Regions from separate parts of the Homo sapiens genome. Here all the other regions are linked to region 2. Evidence: chromatin loops called from intact Hi-C (ENCODE). Cell type or tissue: PC-9. All regions are shown on one strand. Links, peaks and the distances in the headings refer to the core of each region. The heading gives the core; the rest is flanking DNA.

What was found. A loop is a pair of places that touch in the nucleus more often than their neighbours do. Peaks named below come from ENCODE experiments on the same cell type or tissue, not always from the same donor. Only the 100,000 strongest peaks of a DNase experiment are listed, where the experiment ranks them.
Region 1: a loop joins it to region 2, with 6 times the contacts of the local background. A loop is called at or near these places in 7 of 110 quality-filtered maps.
Region 3: a loop joins it to region 2, with 6 times the contacts of the local background. A loop is called at or near these places in 6 of 110 quality-filtered maps.
Region 4: it touches region 2 in a loop (6-fold over the local background); 3 of 110 quality-filtered maps call a loop at or near these places.

What each region holds. Positions count from the first base shown.
Region 1 is chr22:46,525,151-46,531,107 of GRCh38, forward strand. All of the region lies in intron 1 of CELSR1 (cadherin EGF LAG seven-pass G-type receptor 1), which reads right to left. Among named protein-coding and RNA genes, the nearest start is that of CELSR1, 9.5 kb to the right of the region's middle. RefSeq lists an enhancer at 3,066-3,567. In PC-9, for the core only: no CTCF peak of the experiment used is centred there; DNase peaks (open chromatin) are centred at 441, 1,051 and 3,201; H3K4me3 peaks cover 1,272 bases; H3K27ac peaks cover 4,705 bases.
Region 2 is chr22:46,447,861-46,453,817 of GRCh38, forward strand. The region is part of intron 2 of CELSR1 (cadherin EGF LAG seven-pass G-type receptor 1); the gene reads right to left. Among named protein-coding and RNA genes, the nearest start is that of CELSR1, 87 kb to the right of the region's middle. RefSeq lists an enhancer at 5,408-5,957. In PC-9, for the core only: no CTCF peak of the experiment used is centred there; DNase peaks (open chromatin) are centred at 3,291 and 3,551; H3K4me3 peaks cover 636 bases; H3K27ac peaks cover 3,963 bases.
Region 3 is chr22:46,374,659-46,380,615 of GRCh38, forward strand. CELSR1 (cadherin EGF LAG seven-pass G-type receptor 1) reads right to left here. Exons shown (of 35, transcript NM_001378328.1): 23 at 3,933-4,059; 24 at 2,403-2,603. Among named protein-coding and RNA genes, the nearest start is that of TRMU, 42 kb to the left of the region's middle. RefSeq lists enhancers at 2,324-3,523, 2,974-3,268 and a silencer at 2,974-3,268. In PC-9, for the core only: no CTCF peak of the experiment used is centred there; DNase peaks (open chromatin) are centred at 663, 3,093 and 3,473; H3K4me3 peaks cover 1,185 bases; H3K27ac peaks cover 3,965 bases.
Region 4 is chr22:46,499,248-46,505,204 of GRCh38, forward strand. All of the region lies in intron 1 of CELSR1 (cadherin EGF LAG seven-pass G-type receptor 1), which reads right to left. Among named protein-coding and RNA genes, the nearest start is that of CELSR1, 35 kb to the right of the region's middle. RefSeq lists an enhancer at 1,097-2,071. In PC-9, for the core only: no CTCF peak of the experiment used is centred there; a DNase peak (open chromatin) is centred at 2,664; H3K27ac peaks cover 2,361 bases.

The DNA.
Region 1 (5,957 bases), core at 337-5,336, 77 kb after region 2:
AAAGAGGGTCGTTTACGGCTGGGCGTGGTGGCTCACGCCTATAATCCCAACACTTTGGGAGGCCGAAGCGGGCAGATCACCTGAGGTCGGGAGTTCAAGACCAGCCTGACCAACACGGAGAAAGCCCCATGTCTACTAAAAATACAAAATTAGCCGGGTGTGGTGGTGCGCGCCTGTCATCTCCGCTACTCGGGAGGCTGAGGCAGGACAATCGCTTGAACCCAGGGGACAGAGGTTGCAGTGAGCTGAGATCGCACCATTGCACTCCAGCCTGGGCAACAAAAGCAAAACTCTGTCTCAAAAAAAAAAAAAAGAGGGTTGTTTACTACAACCCCTCCCAGCATTAAGGAATTTCATTCTAGGGAATTTGGGGCATTTATATGAACCCGTGTGTTCAGGTTACAGGAAAAGAAGAAAAAATTAGAAAACGATTTCCCCCAAGGCTGTGAACTGAAGAAATCACACCAAACTCAGGACTGCTTTCTACATGCTGCACCCAGAAGATAACATCTAATTCTGTTTGAATCCAAGTGCTGGCAGGGATGAGCCCCGTGGCACCGGGCCACAGGCCACACCCCAGCTAAGGTGGCCGCTGCCAGGGGCCCCAGACCCCATCTACCCACCTATCCCCTTCCTCAACAGGTTCTGCTATCGGGTTTCAAAATGTGCAGGCACAGGCACCAGCCCAAACCCAAGGGGACCCTTCAGCAGCGACACTGGGGCCAGCGTGGGGTTCTGGCACGCCCAGCAACATGGGCCCGCTCCAGGCGTGGCCAGCACCGCCCCTCCTGCCGGCTCCTGCCCAGGGCTTTGGGAACTTGCCCGGAGTTTCACCTGCCTGCTACTTCACCTAGACTTTTAAAAATGGTCTCTCAACACCCTGGTCGGTACATGGGGCCAGACATAGACCTCTTGTCCCCGGGCAGCTGGTGCTGAGGTGGGCGCCCTGCCCTGGTGAGTCCATGTCCCGTGGACCTGTGGCCCCTTCCATTCTCCCAGGCCCCTTTTTCCCGTCCGCCTCCTGCTCCTCCATTCCCTCCAGGTCTGATGACTCAGAGAGAGGCAGAAGTTACTGTCCTGGCAAACCCGTCTACGAAGCTTGGCCACAGTAGCCCTTTGGGAGACAATGAGGAAGACCTGACACTGCCCACTCCCAAAGCCCCTGAGACGGGCCAGTGCCACGCTAGGCTGCAGGACAGCTAGGTGCTGTGCGTAACCCGCCAACTCTGCTGGGCCTTTAGCTCAGCCTTGTGCAGGCCTGTCCCCATGACACCCTGCCTTCCCTCTGAGGCTGGGTCCTGTTCCCATCCCACTCATGCCAGCAACCTTGTCATTTGCTTCTCAGAGGCACCCCCAAACCACTCCACTCAGATCTCACAGAGGCCACCAAGGACCTGCCCTTGGCTAACCCATCACATCTCTGTCCCCAGGCTCTCCAACCGCCAGACGGCATCCATCACGGATGACCCCCTCGGAGACACTCGCCCTCCCTCAGCCTCCAGGGCCTGCACCCGTGGGCCCTCCCCTGCACGTGGTTATTCCTGCTCCAGCTCCCAAGCAGACTGTTCCCCACCCAGGAGGCTATTCGGGCCATGGCTCCTCAAGGCTGGGCCTGGGTCCCCTCCTAACTGCCAGCACCCTCACTTCTGTGTCCATAACCTGAGCTGGTCTCCCCAGTCTGGACCTGCACACACAATCAACTTCAGGACACTCTCAAAGACGCCCAGCCACACGGGGCCAAAAATGGCCTCACGTCTTCTCACCAAAGCCGATTCCCGGTAAGGACTCTGGCTCAGGGAACGAACCTCTCTCAGTTTCACTCTCATCCTCCCAGAGCCAGTTTTTTCTGGAAGGCACAGACAGGGAACATGCCTTAGGAGCTGCCCGGTCCAGGTTCAAATCCCACTGCTGCCATCACAAGCTGGTGCCCTGGGAGCCCTGTCCTTGGTTTGCTCATCTCTAGGATGGAGGTGGCGACGGTACTTTCCATACCACAGTGTGGCGGCTGGAAAACTGCAAGCGATGGGGCCTGCAGAGCCTGGGAGGGTTCCCGGCACATGGAGCACATCGGCTGAGATGTGTCTGACCATCTAAGCTGGCAAAGCCCTCCTCAGCCACCCCCATGCTGGAGCAAGCATGATGTCCCCAGCTTCCCTCCCCTCCACTCTCACCGCCCAGCAGCTGGGACATGGGACCCAGCTCTTGCCTAAATCCTCCCGAGGGGGCCCACCAAACCCTCCACAGTCAGCCCTCTCTCGACCCGGGGGATCCATCTGACTCCCGGTCTCCCTGCCCATCACACACTGCACACGTCCAGGGGGGTAGAGAAGAGTCCCAGCCCGCCCTTGCCTGCACCTGGTGTCACCACTCTACCCCTGAGCTCAGCCCCCTTGCTCATCGGATGGTCCATCTCCACCCAGCCGCAGAAGTCAGGACCACACTGGCTCTCCCGGCTTTCGCACACAGCAGGTGCTCAATAAACAAACCAACACTCCTTATTTCTGAGGCAGTGTTTCTCAAGGTATGAGCAAGCCACTGTCTCCAGACTTATCAGAGCTCTGAAATGGTTAACTCATTGCCAAAAGCACTGAACTCTCCTGGGAAGGTTTGACACTGGCAGAATCCTGCTTGGCCACTGAAGCAATTTAAGATGGTCCGACCCAGGCTGGGAGCGGTGGCTCACGCCTGTAATCCCAGCATTTTGGGAGGCTGAGGCGGGCGGATAGCCTGAGGTCAGGAGTTGGAGACCAGCCTGGCCAGCATGGTGAAACCCCATCTCTACAAAAATACAAAAATTAGCCAGGCATGATGGCGGGTACCTATAATCCCAGCTACTTGGGAAGCTGAGGCAGCTGAGGCAGGAGAATCACTTGAACCCGGGAGGCAGAGGTTGCAGTGAGCCAAATCATGCCATTGCACTCCAGCCTGGGAGACAGAGCAAGACTGTCTCAAAAAAAAAAAAAAAAAGGTCCGATCCTTCCCTACCCTGTGAGTTCCAGAAAAGCACGCTGCCATGCATCCAGACAATGCCTGAACAGTAGCCCGCCCCTACTTCCTTCTTTGCAATCGTCTGTTTAAAAGCCACTGCAATATCCTGTATTTAACTAGGCAAACACTTAGGGAAGCTTTATCAAGCCTAGACGACTTTATACCATCCACTCTCCACCAAAGTCAACGGCGAGAAGGTTACTCAATCCTGTTATTTCACCGAGTTTCAGTATTTTCTGACATGCCTGAATGACTCATCCGCCAATCATTCTCACCCACAAACGCCACTTTCCTACATCCATGGGTCTGCAACACACACAGCAGGAGAGGCAGGGACATCGCCTTTCTCCCAAGCTCCGCATTCTGCAACAAGAGGCCTACAGCCCTGCACCCACGGACACACACTCAAAGTGAATTAAAAATGACGTGGCCCGGCCACAGATGACTGGAGAAAAGAAATGTGGTACATATATACCATGGTGTACTATTCCACTATAAAAAAGAATGAGGCCAGACGCGGTGGCTCACGCCTGTAATCCCAGCACTTTGGGAGGCTGAGGCGGGCGGATCACGAGGTCAGGAGATCGAGGCCATCCTGGTTAACACGGTGAAACCCTGTCTCTACTAAAAATACAAAAAAATCAGCCGGGCGTGGTGGCGGGCGCCTGTAGTCCCAGCTACTCGGGAGGCTGAGGCAGGAGAACGGCGTGAACCCGGGAGGCGGAGCTTGCAGTGAGCTGAGATCGCGCCACTGCACTCCAGCCTGGGCGACAGAGCGAGACTCTGTCTCAAAATAAAATAAAATAAAATAAAATAAAATAAAAATAAAAAAGAATGAGATCCTGGGCCGGGCACAGTGGCTCACGCCTATAATCCCACCACTTTGGGAGGCCAAGGCAGGTGGATCACGAGGTCAGGAGATCGACACCATCTTGGCTAACACGGTGAAACCCCGTCTCTACTAAAAATACAAAAAAATTAGCTGGGTGTGGTGGCGGGTACCTGTAGTCCCAGCTACTCAGGAGGCTGAGGCAGGAGAATGGTGTGAACCCAGGAGGCGGAGCTTGCAGTGAGCCGAGATGGTGCCACTGCACTCCAGCCTGGGCAGCAGAGTGAGACTCCATTTCAAAAAAAAAAAAGAATGAGATCCTGTCATTTGCAACAACCTGGATGGAACTGGAGGTCATTATGTTAAGTGAAATAAGCCAGGCACAGAAAAACAAATATCCCACGTTCACACTTGCTTGTGAGATCTAAAAATCAAAGCAATTGAACTCATGGGGACAGAGAATAGAAGAATGGTTACCAGAAGCTGGGAAGGGGGTAGCAGGAGGAAGGTGGATGGTCAATGGGTACAAAAAAATAGCTAAAAAAATGAATAAGGCCAGGCACAGTGGCTCACGCCTGTAATCCCAGCCCTTTGGGAGGCCAAGGCAGGCAGATCACTTGAGGTCAGGAGTTCGAGACCAGCCTGGCCAACATGGTGAAACCTTGTCTCTAAGAAACATACAAAAATTAGCTGGGTGTGGTGGCGTGCACCTGTAATCCAATGTACTCAGGAGGCTGAGGTAGGATAATCACTTGAACCCAGGAGGTAGAGGTTGCAGTGAGCCGAGATCATGTCACTGCACTCTAGGCTGGGAGATACAGTGAGACTCCATCTCAAAAAAAAAAAAAGAATAAGACCTAGTATTTAGCCCAACAGTGAGACTACAGTCAATAATAATTTAATTGTACATTCAAAAATAACTAAAAGAGTATAATTGGACTGTTTATAACACAAAGGATAAATGCTTGAGGGGATGGAGACCCCATTCTCCATGATGTGATCATTACACATTGCATGCCTGTGCCAGAATATCTCATGTACCTCATAAATACATACATCTAACCAGGCACAGTGGCTCATGCCTATAATTTCAGCACTTTGGGAGGCCAAGGCAGATGGATCACTTGAGCTCAGAGGTTGGAGACCAGACTGAATAACATAGTGAGACCTTGTCTCTATTACAAATAATTAAAAAAAAAATCAGCCAGGTGTGGTGGTGCAATGAGCTGAGATCAAGGCTGACATGAATCGTGATCATGCCACTGCACTCCAGCTGGGGCAAGAGAGCAAGACCCTGTCTCATACACACACACACACATATATATATACACACACATAAATTTGTGTATATAATTTATATATAATTCATTATAACATATATTATATATTATATATAATTCATTATATATAAATTGTTTTTCAAAAATAAAAATAAAACAAAGAATGTCAATGTTTCTGAAAGACCACTGTCCAGAAAGAAGGCAGAGCACATTCAAGGCTTGAGTTGTCCACTGGGTCATCAGCCACGTTGCCCTGAAAAACGCAAACACAGCCTTTATACAAGCTCATAATAAAAAGTTCCTATCACAGAATTTAAAATCTCATTCAAAAACTATCGCAAAAAATGAACATCTTGTATCGCTGGATGTCATTCAAAACTGGCAGCTATTTGAATTTCACTATCTTCTGACTTCAAAAAATTTTCAAAAAATGTTTTCTCCTTGGTGGGCTACATAAAACCACCAACAACTATCTAGTCACAGTCACAGTGTTCAACCCCACGCCAGGCTAAATGAACTGCCCCCACCACGTGGGCCTTCCCAGGCCCTGCCCTCCGATGCGCTCCTCCCTCCTGGGCTCCTCTGCTGAAAGCTGGCAGCCCTTCCTGGAATGGCTCCCACTAAACGTAGTCGATGGCTGGCCTGTTGCATACAGCACCTCCAGGCTGGTCATATTGCATCAAAGGCTTTAGGGCATGGCTGTAAATCCTGGGGAAGCAACAACACTCCATTGAAAACAGTGGATGAGTTTGAAACCACCGCTTCCCCGCATTGTTCCTTAATAAAACCTCCAGATAATTCAAGGGCTGATCTTTTTGTTTGGTCTGTTTTCTATCCGGTGCTTTGCTGTCTGGAACCAT
Region 2 (5,957 bases), core at 488-5,487:
CTGCTCGCCTTAGCCTCCCAAAGTGCTGGGATTACAGGTGCGAGCCACCACACCCGGCCAGAAAAGCATTCTTAACGGCAAAAGAAAAGCTCCCAGGAGCCAAGGCCCATCCAGCCCTCATGGCCTCATGCACCTGCCCCGCCACTGGGGACCTGTCCCATACCAGGCTTGGGGCTGGTGCACTGCCCTGCCTGCCCAGAGACCCTAGCACCAAAGCCATCAACCCTTGGCCTAAGGGGCTTCCAGAAAAGCCCTGGCTTCACAGGGCTTCAGCAAACGGCTTACCTGCTGCAGGCGGGGGCTGGGTGCTGGGTGTGCTCCTGGTCTGTGAACAAGGAAGGGGGTGCCCAGAGGGTCTCCACATCATTACATGGAGACTCTGGCAGGGGGCTGGACACAAGCCCAGGGAAGACAGAGGGCATGGGGGTGGGGGCAGAGGGCCCACGCGAGGGGATGCTGATGTGAACCCCTGGCTCAAGAGCTCCAGAACTTACCCCTGGGGGGCTGCTCCAGGAGCTAGGAGAAGAGAGATGCAGGGTCTCAGGGCTCACCTAGAGAGGGGGCACAGCAGGCAGAGAACCTCAGGACCTGGGGGAGGGCTGGGAACGCGCTGGGAACGTGCCCCAGGAGGGGAAGGGCGTGTAAAGATTGACCACTTAAGTTCTTAAATAAATAAAAAGACAATTCCTTTCTGGTCCTAAGAAACAGCTAAGAGCTTTGAACTAGAAAAACTAGAATTTCCAAAGGCCACAATGGTAAAACTCAAGCACTTGATGAAGGCTTAGTTTATGCAGAATTAACGATCAAAATGAAACACAAGAACAGAGAACAAGGAGTGAGTGGAAGGGCCCGGGAACAGGAACACAGGGCAATTTCAAAGTCAGGTCATATCACGCAAATGCACAAAACCTGAAGTCAACTCAAAGCCCCATCAAAGAGCTCAGTCCTAACACTGGATCCTAGGATGCAGAAAGCACAGTCTTGAAGACACAACCCAACAGCGTGGCTCATGTGTCAGAAACTTCACTACCAGAGAAAGCACACAGATAGGAGGCCAAGAGGGGAACGTTACAGGGTTTCTAAGAGGAAAAGGGTATGTCAGAAATGATAAAACACCACACGAATTTGCCCATCTGTTATTCCATTCACTCATCTATCCATCCTTCCATATACCCACCCACTCATTCACCCACCCCTCCACCCTTCCATCCATCCATTTATTCACCCATGAATCCATCCACCCATCCATTGTTCATCCACCCACCCACCCAGCTTCCATCCACTCACCCAGCTTCCAAGCACTCACCCAGCTTCCATCCAACCACCCATCACACATCCATCCATCCATCCGACCACCCATCACACATCCATCCAGCCATCCAACAACCCATCATGCATCAACCCACCCATCCAACTATCCACCATTCATCCATCTATCCACCCATCACACATCCATCCATCCATCCATCCAACCACATCACACATCCATCCAACCACCCATCACACATCCATCCATCCATCCAACCACCCATCACACATCCATCCATCCATCCAACCACCCATCACACAGCCATCCATCCATCCAACCACCCATCATGCATCAACCCACCCACCCAACTATCCATCATTCATCCATCTATCCACCCTTCCACCTACTCACCTGCACTCAGCTGCCCACCTGTCCCTCCACCCACTCATCCATCTAATAAACTGCCAGCGTGGGCCATTCTTTAGGCAGTGGGGTTATAAGAATGAACAAAACAGATCCCTGCCCTCATGGAGTTTCCATCTAGGTAAAAAAATGTCAGATGTTCAGAAAAACCAAAAATACATGAAGAGTTATAGCAGATGGAAAAAGCAGAGGGGGAAGCTTTGAAGGGGTGCTGGCATGGAGGTGGAGGGGAGGGGAGGGGTCAAGCTGAAGAATTCAGGCAGGGCAGCCATCAAAGTAGGGTCAGGACCAGAAAGGGTGGGCACAGCTAAGGCTCCTCGCCAAGCCCTTTCCACCCCATCAGATTCCAACCAAACCTGAGAAAGTACCTCCAGCCTCCAACATACATGGCTCACGTGCTCACACACACTCACATGCACGCACTCACATGCTCACACACACTCACATGCATGCCCACAGGCACACACAGGGGTTCCCACCGCAGGGCAGTGGAGGCAGAGCCCCAGCCCTTTCCTGTTCTGCAACGTGACAGTCCCACACCAGCAAGGCCCCCACCGGAGATAGGAGCTGCACAGAAAAGCCCAGGCGGCTGCAGCCTCAGCAATGGGTCATGCACAGCAGTCCACTGCCAGTCAGGACCCTGCCTCTTCCCGGGGACTTCAGAACCCCTGTGGCATGCAGCCCCAGGCAGAAGCCAGGCCAGCAGAGGCCCCCAGCCACCAGGGCCTTTGTCCAGCAACAGAGCTGTGGGGGAGGACGTGCTACCAACTCGGCCCTGCAAGGCAGGCTGACATAGAGATGGAGGGACAGACAGGGCAGGGCCACATGGCGTCCCAACAGCTCAGGTGACGCTCCCTGACCCTGGGTATCCCCAGGTTCACATTTGGGGATGAGAACATGAGCACTTTCACAGCAACCTCCTCCAGAGGTGAGCACAGTCCACACATGACCTTCCCTACAAGGCAGGCCGCAGCACCTGGCTGGTCAGATGAGTACACGAAGGTTCAGAGAGGGCAGTTACTTGTGCTGGGTCACACAGCTGCATGGGTGGGAGCGGGAGTTAAGCCTGCATCTGCCTTAATGTCCACACAGAGCTTGCAGGGACGGGTCCAGTGAATGAGTGCACCTCACTGCCTTCCCTGGACAGGTGTCCCCTCCGAATGTCCCTATAGGAGAGGCCGACCAGGAGGCGAGATTGCAGGGGCCTCAGCACCCCATTCCAAACCCCCACAGCACTGCTGTCAGGACAGAGGTTTCCTGAGCAAGATCCTGGCTAGTGCCTCAGTTTCCCCAGCTGTAATAAATCCATCCCCCAAGGCAGGGATTTCTGTCTCTCTTGGGCCAGGAGCATTCCCCAGCACTAACAGGCTGATGTGAGTGAAACAGCTCATTTGGTACGGCTGTGAGCTACGCACCTGCGCAAGGGCGAGGTTACTATTACTGGTCCCTGTTCCTCCTGTTCCTCACTGCCTTCCTGAGACAGGAGGCACCCTCTGTTCACCCCTCCATGCCCCACTCCCTCTCCTCCTCCCCAGCTCCCACCGGGAACTGCTGTCTGTCAGCACCCACGTCTGCCCTTGGGTTTCACGCATTGTTTGACTTTCTCACCTCCTGGTGACTTGCTCTGCACCTGGAATCCCTCCTGAGTCACACCTACAGGCGGCCCAGCCCTGCCCCACCTGGCAAGGTAGCCAGGAAAGCCCTCAGCAGGAGGCCCAGACCCCCGCCCCACAAGGAGGGAGCTGGGAAGGGGGAGGCCAGGGGAGCCCGGCACTGCAGAAGCCGCTTGTCCAGGGCTGGCCTTCTCTGCGTGACTGCATTAGTGTCTCTGAAACAAATTCCCAGATGATCTCCAGACACACCCATTTAAAAAAATAAGAAATGCATTCCAGCAGCAAAGAAAAATGATTCCCACTGATCCACTGCTTTGCTGTTTCTTACGGGAGTCACCTACACGCTGAGGGCTGGAAACCCTGCCGAACCTGAAGGATGGGTGCATGTTTGACCGTCTTCTGGTGCTTGCAGCAGCTCCAAGCCAAAGGCTCCAGTAGCATGCGGGCCCAGGTGACCCCAGCCTGGAATCACCCTCGGGGACACAGCCTTTCAGAAGAGGGGCTCCCTACAACCTCCTTCTCCACAACACCGACGATGGAGGAGAGACTAGGAAATAACCCACCCTGTAATGGGCTACACGGTGGCCCCCAAAAGGAAGTGTCCACATAGTAATTCCTAAAATCTGGGAATGTTACCTTATATAGCAAAAGAAGGAATTTTACTTATATGGCAAAAGTGCAATTAAGTTAAGGATCTTGAGATGAGGCAATCCGATTAGCAGGTGGGCTCGATGCAATCACAACATGAATTATCGTAAAATGAGCGCAGAGGGAGATGAGAAGCAAGGGGAAGGGCTGGTGCACAGGGAGGCAGAGCCTGGAGCCAGGCAGCCGCAAGCCAAGGCCTGCAGCCACCAGGCGCCGGGGAGGCAGGGGGGCTCCTCCTAGAGCCTCCAGGAAGCGCAGCCGGCCCTGCCAACACCTTGATTTCGGCCTTCCAGCTGCAGAACTGAGGGAAGGCATGTCTGTTATTTTCAGCGCCCCGGTTTGTGATCACTTATCACAGCAGTCCTAGGAGAACGAGGCCCAGAACACACCGAGGAAACCAGCCAGTCAGCAGGAACCCTCTTCCAGGGTCAATCTCCTGAGGAAGCTGCACCCCAAAGCCTCCCAGCATCTCCTGGAGCCTACACAGACCTGGAGCCACGGGAGATAAAACACTCCTTGTTTGCCAGGGCTCTTATGGCACCGGGAAGACAGCGGCATGAGGACCCAGTGTGCCAAACAAACACAGCGTCTCCTGGGCCCGAGTGGACTCGGGAAGTCCTGGTTGCCAAGACTGGTAGGGGAGGGGCAACCACAGGACTCTGGATACCACAACACCTGGTCCCTGGCACTGGGGGTACACACAGCTGGCACTTAGGGGGCGGTCAGCCCTGCTGATCACCAGGACATGAGGGTCCCTACAGCCCCAGCACCAACCTGGGTACAGAACCCCATCTCGACTCCCCCTGCAGGGCGTTTCCAACCCCCTCAAAACAAACCCAGGGTCCTTCCAAGCCAAGGCGTGGGCCAGGGACTTGGCTCTCTTTAGAAGGACGTTGGTGGCAGCTCAGGAGGCCTCCAGGACCCAAGATGAGGATGAGCCTGGTGGTGGGTCCTACCTAGAGGGGACAGGGCCCAGCCAACACTTCCTGGTCCTGGAGTGAGGGGGACGCAGACTTCACGCCGCCCTTGGCCCAGCACATGCCAAGAAGACAGTGCCACTGTCGGGCAGGCGGGGCTCCCCTGTGCCCTCCAGGCCTCAGTAGTTGCTTTTCTCCAGGGGCCATGGGGTTGGGCACAGCCTGGAAACAGCCTTGTCCAGGGAGGATAGAGTTGAGTGGGGACATTCAGGTGGGATGGGTCTAGGTCTTCCACCCAGGGGAGAGGGCACTGTGCAGCCTGGCGCCCCACTGAGCACTTGGCTCCTGATGGTAGGGAGAGGGCTGGCCCTGCCATGCCTCGGAGGGAGGCAGGTTGGGGGGCCTGGATGTGGGGCCAGGGTCTGGCCATGCTCCTGCTAGACATGGAAAGACGACCGAGGAAGGTGAGCCAGGCAGCTGTGCACAGCAGGGCTGGAAGGGACGTGCCCGGTGCGTTCGTTATCAGCATGCAGGGAAACCGTGCCAACTACGAACAGCAGCATGCCCGGGCTCAGCTGGAATGCTAGCGAAAACCTCACTCATCACGAGAAAAGGCTGCTCAGCACCCCAACGGTTCAAATTCCCCTGGCCACACCAGTGCGGGCCAGGACAGACAGTGCACTAGTGACAGATCAACGTCCAGAAAAAATGAGCACGAATTCTTAATTCATCACTTGGAGTTGGGGGTCACGAACTGCCCTCATTAATACAAAGTCTACCCCCGCTATGTCCAGCCAGCTTCATCTGATAAGTGTAACCCCACCACACCCAGCCCTGGCAGGCCAGAGGTGCGTGATTAACCTGGCCCCTGGCCCCCAGGAGCAGGACAGAGGCGGCTTTGTCTGTCCACACCAGAGAAAAGGCTTGAAAGTGCTGACCGGAAGCGGGTGAGAGAGCAGAGAACACTCGCCCCCGAGGTCGTCTGGGTCACTACTCTCAGGGCAGAGGCTCAATTCGGACTCTCCAGCAGCTCCCAGCAGCCCTGGGTCCAGATCGTGGCCGGTTATAAACAGCAGAGACTGCCAGACCCCCACCACAGCGCCGATG
Region 3 (5,957 bases), core at 639-5,638, 73 kb before region 2:
TTGAGTTGCAGGGAGTGGCCTGCACCGACTCCCCTCTCCCCCATTCACGCCACTCAAAAGCACACTAGAGGGGTTTTGAGATGAAATCCGCACACTTCTCAGAGCCTTCCCAGACCAATGCGCGGATGAGAACGTGCCCATTGCGGGGATGCGCCCGGCTGCGGATGTGAAGAAACCCCTCCGCAGGAGCAGCGACCCTGCCATATGGGCCCCGCACACGGAGCCCCCGCCAGCCCGGGGCCTCGGCCTCGGGAAGCACCTGGGAGGCGGCGGGGAAGGTTGGCCCTGGCTGGTCTGACACACGCCTCGGGGCTCGTCCTTCATGGGCCAGGCCTGGTGCTCCACCTACCACTGCTGGGAAGCCATGGAGGCTTCTCAAGGGTGACCTGCGAGGTGGGGGTGCCTGCCTTCCCTCTTGAGGTAAGAGGGGTCTGGTCCCACCGCTTGCCGTAAAAAAGGAGGAGCAGCTCAGGTCTGCACGTGGCCCTGAGCAGCTCGCCGGAAGGTTCCAGCCTGGTCTTTTTATTCCGTTTCCCTTCCCAGGGCCGGTCCAGCCCCACAGACACCGTCTCCACCCACGAGTTGGAGGCGGCCTCCCTGGCTCATGCGCCACACCTTCCTTGGCCTCTGCAGGTGTCCCATCTCACCCAGACCCTGCCTCTCAATGGGTGGTACCTTCAACTACTCATTCTCCCTTCTGGAGACGTCAAACTCCCCTGACTCCTCCTTCCTGCCTGCTCCATAACCGGTTGGTCCTGTCCCTCCTTTCTCCCCGTGCCCAGTGCCCTGGCTTCAGTTCTGGGTCTCCACCCCACCTCCCAGGCCTGCGCATTATCAGACTGCTCTGATCTTCTGCCCGTCGTCCACCTGCTGCCAGGCTCTTTTTTTTTTTTTTTTTTTTTTGAGACAGGGTCTCACTCTATTGTCCAGGCCAGAGTGCAGTGGCACCATCTCAGCTCACTGCAACCTCTGCCTCCCGGGTTCAAGCGATTCTCATGTTTCAGCCTCCCAAGTAGCTGGGATTACAGGTGCGTACCACTATGCCCAGCTAATCTTTGTATTTTTAGTAAAGACAGGGTTTCACCATGTTGGCCAGGTTGGCCTCGAACTCCTTGACCTCAAGTGATCTGCCTGCCTCGGCCTCCTAAAGTGCTGGGATTACAGGCATGAACCAACGTGCCCAGCCTAATTGTTTCTCATAACGTGCCTGTAGACTATTTTAGATTTTTTCTATGAGATCCTTCATGTTACCTAATAATGACAGCTTTGTTTCTTCCTTTCTGATCTCTATGCTTTTGTTTTCCTTATTCATTGCACTGGCAAGGCCACCCTGCACCACAGTGGTGAACGTGAGTGGGTTCCTGATGTTACAGGGGATGCCTCCAGTATCTTCCCATTGTTATTTATTGCAACTGCAGGTTTTCTGTAGATGTCTTCATTAGATTAAAGTTTCCCCTAGTCCTAGTCTGTTCAAAGGTTTTTCTTTCTTTCTAATCATTAATGAGCATAACATTTATCAAAATTCTTTTGTACATTCATTTCTGAGAAAAATAATATTTTTCCCTTAAATGTACTGGTGAGGTAAATGGCATTCATAGATTTTTAAAATGTTAAACCATCCTTGCATTCCTAAGATAAACCCAACCTGGCCGTGGTTTTTATACTGCAATGCAAATTCTCTAACGGTGAGAGGACTATTTAGTCTTTCTACATCTTAAATCATTTTGTTTTGTTTTGAGACAGTCTCGCTCTATTGCCCAGGCTGGAGTGCAGTGGCTCCATCTCTGCTCACTGCAACCTCTGCCTCCCAGGCTCAAGCAATTCTCCTGCCTCAGCCTCCTGAGTAGCTGGGATTACAGGTGCCCGGCACCACGCCCAGCTAATTTTTGTATTTTTAGTAGAGATTGGGTTTTACCATGTTGGCAAGGCTGGTCTTCCTGACCTCAAGTGATCTGCCTGCCTCAGCCTCCCAAAGGGATCCTGGTGGGATTACACGCATGAGCCACTGCCCTTAAATCACTTTTGACAAGAGTTGTATTTTCCTGGGGATGTACACAAGAATCACTTGAACCTGGGAGGTGGAAGTTGCAGTGAGCTGAGATTGTGCCATCTCACTCCAGCCTGGATTGACAGAGCGAGACTCTCAAAAAAAAAAAAAAAGAAAGAAAGAAAGAAAGGGCCCCCCATCTCCCAATAGAGTCAAAGTGCTTGGGCCTGCCAGTGAATCCCACATCTCCACCCACAGCCTGTGACCAGGCACGTTCCTGAAAGGGCATCTGTGAAGCAGAGGTGGGGGTGGTGAGGAGGAGCTAGCCAGGGTGCTTGGAGTGGCCAGGACAGGACTATGGTAGCTGCTCCAAGCTGCGGCCCAGACAGTGGGGAGGGGAGCAGAGTGGCCATACCGGGTTTTCCGTCTGGTTGATCCCAATCACGAACACCAGCTGAGAGAGGAAGAGCGCCACGGCGAGGTGCTTGTGAATGCTGTGCAGGTTGGAGCGCAGCATGCGGACCAGGCTCAGGAGGACGAAGGCCACCAGCAGGGCTGCCAGTGACAAGGACACAGCGGCATAGGTGACAATCTTCAGAGGCAGGACCTCCCCGTTCTATGGGCAGGAGGGTTAAAGGCAGGAGAGAAGGTAAGGGCCGAGGCTCAGATCTGGTCATTGCATAACAGAGATAAATTACACACTTGCTTATGAAACGATCAAGGCTGGCAGGATCAGGCTGGGCTGGGGAGGCCGAGTGCTCATGGCTCTGGGCCTGGAACTGCCCCTCCTGAGGCTCCTTCAATGCCCTGGGCCCTGGGCATCCCTGGGGCCTGCGGCAGCACGCCAGGCTCCCTCCACTGGCTTGGGGGCCGTTCAGAGACCTCTGGCTTTGGGGCGCCCAGGCCATGGGAGCCTCGGACTCTCACTCCAGCCTCCTTTCTTCTGCCTCAATTTCAGCTTCCTTGGCCCACATGTCACCTGGCATCCTGGCCATGAGACAAGCCCCAACCCCGCCCACATATGAACAAACTCCACTAATCACTGACCCCGTCTCCAGGCTGGGTCCTGCTGGGGAGTGACATTTGCCCATGAGACAGGGGCAGAGGCGGGTCAGCTTCACCTGCATATTGCACAAGAGGCCGCTGCCCTCCTCCAGCCCCGCCTGAGGGCTGACTCACCCTTCCAAGAATGTGACAGAAACCAGGGCCACTTCACATCAAAAAGCCCTCGGAAAGGACAGTGGCCTGGGCCCTTGAGCCACAGTGCAACCCCGGGGAGGGGCCGGGGGAGGCTACCCAGGCCCCTGGTTCTGACTCCTAGACCCCAGGGTCCCACACAGGCCATGGCCAGGCTGGCTCCCACCTCCCTCCTGTCTGGATAACGGGAGGCCAGGACAGCGCTCGGGCCATTCCCCAATTCATCTGCAGCCCACAATGGCCGGCTCACATTCCCAGGCCGCTTAAAATGCCAGAGGTTAAACATTAGCCGCCCAGCCTTTTGTCCTGCTGCCCTGCGTGTGGCCCCGAGGGAGAGCGCCCAGCAGCTGTCACCTCCCTTAGGATCAAAGCAGGTGGGGAGCGGCACCGTCCAACAGACCCGCACTGAAGTGAGGGGCAGGTTCCGAGAGCTCCTCGGAGCCTGAGCTTTGGGTCTGCCATTCCGGGGTTTAATACATAACCAGGGCTCTCTGAAAACCCTTATAATGGGGCTTTGTTATGGAAATCCTCAGACTCTGGCCAATCCTCGAATATGTGTTTTAATCGGTTGATTTGTTTTGTTCCAAGCACTTAGAATGGAAGATTTAGTTTGAGGAGGGGACAGATTTGGGGGCAGGCTCAGCAGGTTTGAGGACGGGCAGGTTTGGCGGGGAGGTGCAGGTTTGGGGGGGAGGGGCAGGTTTGGCGGTAGGCCCAGAGGGCACAGTGGCCACGGGAGGATGCCCACCTCACGCCTGGAGATATCCATGAGCACCGCAAAGCTGGCTGTGTGGCTGCACTGGCAGGCGACATGTGTCCGGTTCCTGGACAGGAGCTCGCAGCCCCGGGCAGACCACCCTCCCGTCCCACCAACGCTGCGGAGAGGACAGAGAAGGGGCAGGGGTAAGACGGTTCCCTCTGCCCATGAGTCTGTAAAGGGCAGCCTTTGCCCAGCCCTGGGGGCTCCCAGGCCATCCTGGCCAAACCAAACAGCAGGTGCCGTGAGTGCTGAAAGCCCAGCGCCCTCGCAGGCTGCTCCCCACCGTGTTCCTCACCAGCCCCCTACACCGAAGACAAGAGCCACCTGGCTGTAAGAAGAGCAGCCTCACTGCCGCGGAGGCAGGACCATGGGAACAGTCTCCCTTCCCTTCTGTGTCTGGTCAGGGCCTCCAAGGAGCACCCTCTGAAGTTCAAGTTCTACGTGCCATCTAGCAGCAAAACTCAAATGGGGCTGTCTCGCGTCCGCCCCGCTGCTGGAACCACTGCCCGGGGTTCACACAGCTGCGATGCGGTCCCGTCTCCTTCTGAGGGCAGACGCTCTCAGAAAGGACATCTCACCTTCCTCTGACACTTTCATCTTCAGATTGCACAATGTTTTATGGGAACTGCCCAGAAGCCAGGGCCCCATTATGACTCCCGTTTTACTGATGGGAAGCCCCAAATAACAAGGTGTTATAAGGTGTGTCTCAGCTTCAGACAGGGCCCTGCCCTCGCAGACTCTGGGAAAAATCACATAACCTCTCAGATCCTTACTTTGCTAATCTGTAAAATGGGATGTTAGCATTAATATGTTTGGCACAAACTTTACAATCTGGGAATAATAAGTGCAACATAAAGCAGAGAGCAGGTCATTAGAGCTGGAGCTAATTGCCAGGACGCAGATGAATGCCCAAGACAGACAGCCGGGCCTGACGTCCGTCGTGGTGGAATGGGTTCCTTTCTTCTCTCTTTTATAAGCCAAGCGCCTACTACATTCCAGGTGCCATGCTGGTTGCTTATTAACTAGAACTTGGAAAGCACAGAAGCAGGAGAAGAATGAGGCTGGGCTAACCGGGCTCGCTCACCATAGCGCCACCCCCAGCACAGCCCCCACTCACGGCTCCTCACTGTGCCCAGGGCAACTGTGATGGGGGCAGCGTTCCTGCTGCACAGACGTCCCCAGATGCACAACGCTCCGCAGATTCAAGCCTGACTCCTGCATGGCGTCTCCCCTTCCCGGCACTCCCTCCCGGTGTGTGGGGAGGCAGTGGGTCTTCCCCTCCCTGACTGTGCTCCCATCCCGGCAACAGGGCCCTTCCCACCACACCCCCGTTCCAGTGCCTTCTTCTAAACAGAGACAGCAAAAGTGAAAACCAACCAGCAGAGAAAAGGCAAGCTCCCTGTAACGATAGAGCAACTCAAATGTCCACACCTCACGTGAACTCTGCAGCTAAAAAGCAAAACCAAAGCACAAACACTACTGGCTCCCAGCAGACGGGAGCCACACTGTGGTGCTGAATCCAGTCTCACGTGTGGGTGAGAATCACTCATTTTGCATTTTTCTAACGACGAAACGCCTTTCCCTCGCTTGCATGGATGCTAGAACACAGATTCTCGCGCACAGATTCTCCTGCGTTCGCCACTCTGTGACTCTCTGACGCTGCTTCTGAAACGGGCCAGATAAACTGTGCTGCGGCCAGGTGTGGCCTCTTGGGGGTGAAGCCAGTCCCCACAGCTAGACTGTGTCAGCCTCTCGGGCAAGACCGTCAGCAGATGGGCTCTTAGGCCAGTCTCTGGGTTCTGTCTCCCGTGTGTGACCGGAATGGGCCTGTCTTATCCGGCGGTGAACTGGGCACTACACTAGTGTTGGCCGCTGCATGTCGGGAGTCCCGCAGGTGAGGGGTCCCCTTCCTGGGTGTCAGCCTTGAGGGATCTCTCTGTGCGCCTGCACATCTGTATCTCCACGTGCAGGTCTGTGTGCATCTGTGTGTGGACATCTAGGGGAGGACTCTGA
Region 4 (5,957 bases), core at 416-5,415, 51 kb after region 2:
TAACCCCCACACAGAAACCACAGAGGAAAACTGAGACAGGACAGGAATTGGCAGACCACAAGAAATACAGACAGCCAGTCAACATCTGAAACGAAGCTTCCTGGCAAAGGAATCAGAGGAAGGTGAAAATCACAGGCTACTTAGTACCCATCAGATTGGCAAAAATCTTAGACAATGATAACATCAAGCCTGTGAGGACATAGACGAACAGGCTTAGATGCCAGTGGCGAGAATATCAATCAGCAAAGCACTTTTTTGGGACAATTTGGTAATGTGATCAAGCTTTAAACACGATAAATCCATCCAATTGTATATATCTATTTTCAGGAAGCCCTGGCACAGATATGCAAAGACTTGTCCCAAGGACGGTCACCACTGAGTCACAAGAGCAAGAAATGTAACATGACCCACACCCCCATCTGTCCCTACCACAGGAGATTTTGCAGAATTTTCTCAAACTGTATCGAGGCAGCTTCCCGCGTGCTCCTGGTCCCCCACCCTTGGGACACCATCTCCCAGCATCCTCTGCTCTCGTCCCTCAGAACCCCAAGCCATTAGGCGCTGGCCCGGGATGGCCCTCTTCTGGATCCTTCTCATCTGTCAGACATAAAACCCCTCCACCGTCTGCAAACCCCTCTCCTAAAAGCCAGAACCGTGCCTCTTCCTCTCCTCCAGAACACGCCAGGCTCCAGGAGTGACCATCACCACCCAGCGGCCGCCCCCACCACCCTGAATGTCCATTTCCACCCCATGCCTGGCTCAAGGCTCAGCGGCGACCTCTCCCGCTTATCTTCCCAAACGGGTTGTTTTCTGTGAGTCCGGACTCTCTGCTCTGATCCCACCCCAGCCCCTGATCCTCCCAGCATGATCCCACCCCAGCCCCTGGTCCTCCCAGCATGATCCCACCCCAGCCCCTGGTCCTCCCAGCATGATCCCACCCCAGCCCCTGGTCCTCCCAGCATTGCTCAGCAGGAAAGCTGGGCTCACGGTGTCTGCAGGACTCAAGGAAGGGACATAACTGCGACAAAACCCTGGCGCCCGGTTTTCAGCACCGCGCTAGGTTTTAACTGCCTGCTGGAGATGACCTTTTATATGGAGCCGCTGACAGCCCCCTCCCCCATGGCGCAGAGATCACATTTACAGCGGTGGCGGTAACCATGGAAACTGGCAGTCGGTGCAGGAGGGCGAACGGTTGATGGGCAACCATGGGGACAATGGCAAGGCTCTGGGCTTATTCAGATGACTGGGGTGTGCTGAATGGGCTCTGAGCACAAAGGCCACTGGGAGCTCTGGGAGCTTCCAAAGGGGGCGTCAATGACACCCATAACTTGTCACAGAAGAACAGAGGCCCGAGCTAGCCCACACCTGTGTTTTTTGATCTCTGGGGGAGTTTACAACAATGACTCTGCAGGCCTTTTGTCAGATGCCATTTTTCTTACTTTATTATAATTATCTGGTCTGTTTTCTGGGTGACCTGGGAGCCTTTGACTGCAGTTTCAGAATGAAGCTCACCACCGTGTCCCCACAACTGGAGCTGCCCGGGAGGCCAGCAGCAGGTCAGGCCACTACATTGCGTCTCTCAGGCTCAGAACATCCCCCATCTGCGGGCAGAGCTGTCCTTGTAAGCACGCCCATGATGGGACCCGAAAATCAGCCCATTTACATGCCAAGTGCTGAGAACCCTGTTTCTAACACCCCTCCAGAGACCCAAAGATCTGAAATGTTAAGATGTTTCCACTAAGAAAAGTTTATTTATTTATTTATTTTATTTTATTTTTTATTTTATTTTATTTCATTTTTTATTGAGACAGAGTCTTGCTCTGTCACCCAGGCTAGAGTGCAATGGCATGATCTCAGCTCACCGCAACCTTCGCCTCCCGGGTTCAAGCAATTCTCCTGCCTCAGCCTCCCAGTAACTGGGCTTACAGGCACCCGCCATCATGCCCGGCTAATTTTTTTTTTTTTTTTTTTTTTTTTGAGACAGAGTCTCGCTCTGTTGCCCTGGCTGGAGTGCAGTGGTGTGATCTCGGCTCACTGTAACTTCCACCTCCCGATTCAAGCCATTCTCCTGCCTCAACCTCCAGAGTAGCTGGGATTACAGGCATGCACCACCACGCCGGGCTAATTTTTGTATTTTTAGTAGAGACGAGGTTTCACCATGTTGGCCAGGCTGGTCTCAAATTCCTGACCTCAGGTGATCCACCCGCCTCGACCTCCCAGAGTGCTGGTATTACAGGTGTGAGCCACCGCGCCCTGCCCCACTAAGAAAAGTTTTAAACAGACATTTAAATAAGCTAATAGGAGACCTTTTCGTGAAGTGGCATCTCATAGGAACCTACGGAAACACGCAAATATCCAGCCCTGAAAGCTGAAAACAAGCTGTGAGCCAAAACACTGTATGATGTGCTTTTTTTCCTTCAGTCAATGCAACAAAGATCTGAAATGTTATTTGTTTTTAAATGCCAAACATCACTCCCTTCAACACTGACATCTCAGATGAGCAATAGCAGAATGGATCTTTCCATGAACTCCAAGAGTAATTCCCCAAAAAGAATTCCCGAAGAGTTCCCCCGCTGGCACAGTCATGGGCTTCCTTGTCTTGAAGAGAAAACAAAGAAAAATCATCTGATCTGCACCCTCCAGGGAGTAATATGTGACTCACTTCATTCTGAAGGAGCAGAGGAAGCTCATTACATTTTTATAAACTACTCAGAAAACTGCCCTGTAGAAAACAGGGCTGGGCGTGGTGGTTCAGGCCTGTAACCCCAGCACCTTGGGAGGCCAAAGTAGGAGTATCCCTTGAGCCCAGGATTTTGAGACCAGTCCAGGCAATGTAGCAAGGCTCCATCTCCAGAAAAAATAAAGTAGCTGGGCACAGTGGCGCACAAGCCTGCAGTCCCAGCTACTCAGGAGGCTGAGGTGGGAGGATCACTTGAGCCCAGGAGGTCGGGGCTGCAGTGAGCTATGATTGTGCCACTGCACTCCAGCCTGGGTGACAGAGTGAGACCTCATCTCAAGAAAAGAAAGGGAAGGGAAGGGGAAGGGAGGGTGGGGAGGGGAGGAAGAGGGGAGGAAGAGGGGAGGGTAGGGAGGGGGAGAGGAGGTGGGGAAAGTTGGAGGAAAGGGGAAAGGGGAGGGAAGGGTAAAGTGGAAAGAAGAGGGAAGGGGAAAGGGGAGGGAAGGGGAGGGAAGGGTAAAGTGGAAAGAAGAGGGAAGGGGAAAGGGGAGGGAAGGGGAAGGAAAGGAGAAAGAGGAGGGAAGAGAGGGAGGGAAAGACGCAGAAAAGGAGGGAGGGAGAGAGGGACGTTATTGAGAAACTGGTGATCAAAGTCACTAGTGACAAAGCTGACTCTTCCGAAGCCCCAGTGGCATGGCCAATACTTTGCTTTGTGCTTTACAAATCCCTGTGAAATTGGTCTCACCACCCCACTGTCACATGGGGAAATCGAGATTCTCAGAAGCTGAGTGACAAACCTGAGGTCACCAGGCAAGTGACAGATGAACCCCATGATCATAGCCCCACACTCTCCTGACTCTCTCTAACTGTTCCCCCTTAACATTAACTATTAAACCACCGTGGCCAAAATCGGCAGCAAGGCGTTTTTAAAGAAGCATGCTCCGTAAGAGGTGGTACAGCCACTGCTGACCTTAACATAATTCCCGGGAGACAGCAAGCTGCACAAGAGTGTGCACCCCGGGAGCAGGTCCCCGCAGGCCACGGCACTCGGAGAGAAGATCAAAGGCTCGAGTTGGAAGTGCCCACTCCATGGGCAACTCCAGGACAGCCCCCCTTCTCCGTGCCCACCCTCTGCAGCAGCTTTGTCCCTTAACAGTCGGGGGAGGCTCTCTCCTGATGAGGTAAGTGGCCTCGGATGGCCTCAGATGGACAAGACTCAGCTTAGCTATAATCACAGGACAGGGACAGGACCTAAGACCCAAGCAGACTTGGAGCCCTTGGAATAGAGGCCAGCCCCCAGCAATCCAACCTGCCTCGCTCCAGCCAGGAGGGCAGCAGACCCTTTGCTGGGAGATTCAGCCTCTGCTTCCAGCGACCCTTTCATGCCAGACGCTACCAGGGCAGCTGAGAGGGTGCTGAGCACGCAGGACGGGAGCCACACCTGTACTTCCTTCTGTTTCCCAGCCTGGGTGCACTGATCTCCCCTCCCTGCCATCCCCATGGTGGTGAGGACACAGGGGAGGCCCCTACAGCCGTCCCCACTGTGACCACGGGAGGCTACTGAGACACAGGAAGAACCACATTCACTATGAACTCAACCAACTGCATCCAGCGAGAGGAAGCCAAGAGGCCCGAGGCCGGACCAGGCACTTCTTGATCCGCCCGTTCCTTCACTTAAGCCTCATGCAACCCTACGGGGTCAGTATTACTGTCCCTATTTTTAAAAACCGAAAACGGGGCCCAAAGAAGTTAAGCAAGTTGTCCAATGGCACACAGAAGCCACTAATGAACAAGACGGAGATCCCACAACAAAAAATATTTAAGGCTGGGTGCAGCGTCTCACGCCGGTAATCCCAGCACTTTGGGAGGCTGAGGCAGGAGAAACTGCTTAAGGCCAGGAGTTTGAGACCAGCCCTGGCAACACAGCAAGACCTCTGATAAAAACTAAAAAATTTTAAAAGTAGCCAGGTGTGGCGATGTGCATCCGTAGTCCCAGCTACTCAGGAGGCTGAGGCAGGAGGATGGCTTGAACCCAGGATTTGAGGTTACAGTGAGCTATGACAGTACCATGCACTCCGGCCTGGGCAACAGAGCAAGACCTTGTCTCAAGAAGAGAAAAAGAAAAACATAAACATTTAAGACCTACATGGCAAAAGAGACCATTGAGTTAAAATAAAATTCAAAATTATGAAAGATATTTGCAACAAGTTAAAAATTCAAAATAGTTAAAGAAATGTAAATCGATAAAAGATAAGCAATCTAACTGAAACTGCAGACTGGCAATTCACAGAAAAAACAGGAATGGCTGGCCAAGCGCAGTGGCTCACACCTATAATCCCAGCACTTTGGGAGGCCAAGGCAGGCGGATCACAAGGTCAGGAGTTTGAGATCAGCCTGGTCAATATGTTGAAACCCCATCTCTACTAAAAACACAAAAAAATTAGCCGGGTATGGTGGCAGGCACCTGTAGTCCCAACCACTTGGGAGGCCGAGGCAGGAGAATCGCTTGAACCCAGGAGGCGGAGGCAGCAGTGAGCTGAGATTGCGCCACTGCATCCCAGCCTGGCGACATCTGTCTCCAAAAAAAAAAAAAAAACAAAAAAAAACAGGAATGGCTGCTAAGCAGATAAAAAACTGCATCTTCCCCAAAGAGACATGCAAATCAAAAAAGGAAGACATTTATTTTTACCTACAGGATTAGAAAAGAATAAAAGAGCTAATCTCTCCAATGAGGATGAAAATATGGCAGATTTCATCTTCACACACGGCTGGCTCTAGTATTAATTAGCACAAATATTCCCGAGGCCATTTGACCACGGTTATCAAATGTGAGGTATGCAAATCCTCCGCACCAGTAATTTCACTTCTGAAAATTTATTCCTCAGCAAAACCTCAAAAGTTACTCACACACACACAGACCACACATCAAACTAATGTTCCCTGAAATGTTATATGAAAAAGAAACTTGGAAACAAATATAAAAAAGAGTGCTGGCTGAATATATTGCAATACATCAACACAGTGGAAAATGAGGCCATCTCAAAAGAGCAAGGAAAGGCCGGGTGCGGCGGCTCACGCCTGTAATCCCAGCACTTTGGGAGGCCGAGGCGGGCGGATCATGAGGTCAGGAGATCGAGACCATCCTGGCTAACACGGTGAAACCCCGTCTCTATTAAAAATACAAAAAATCAGCAAGGCATGGTGGCGGGCTCCTGTAGTCCCAGCTACTCGGGAGGCTGAGGCAGGAGAATGGCGTGAACCCGGGAGGCAGAGCTTGCAA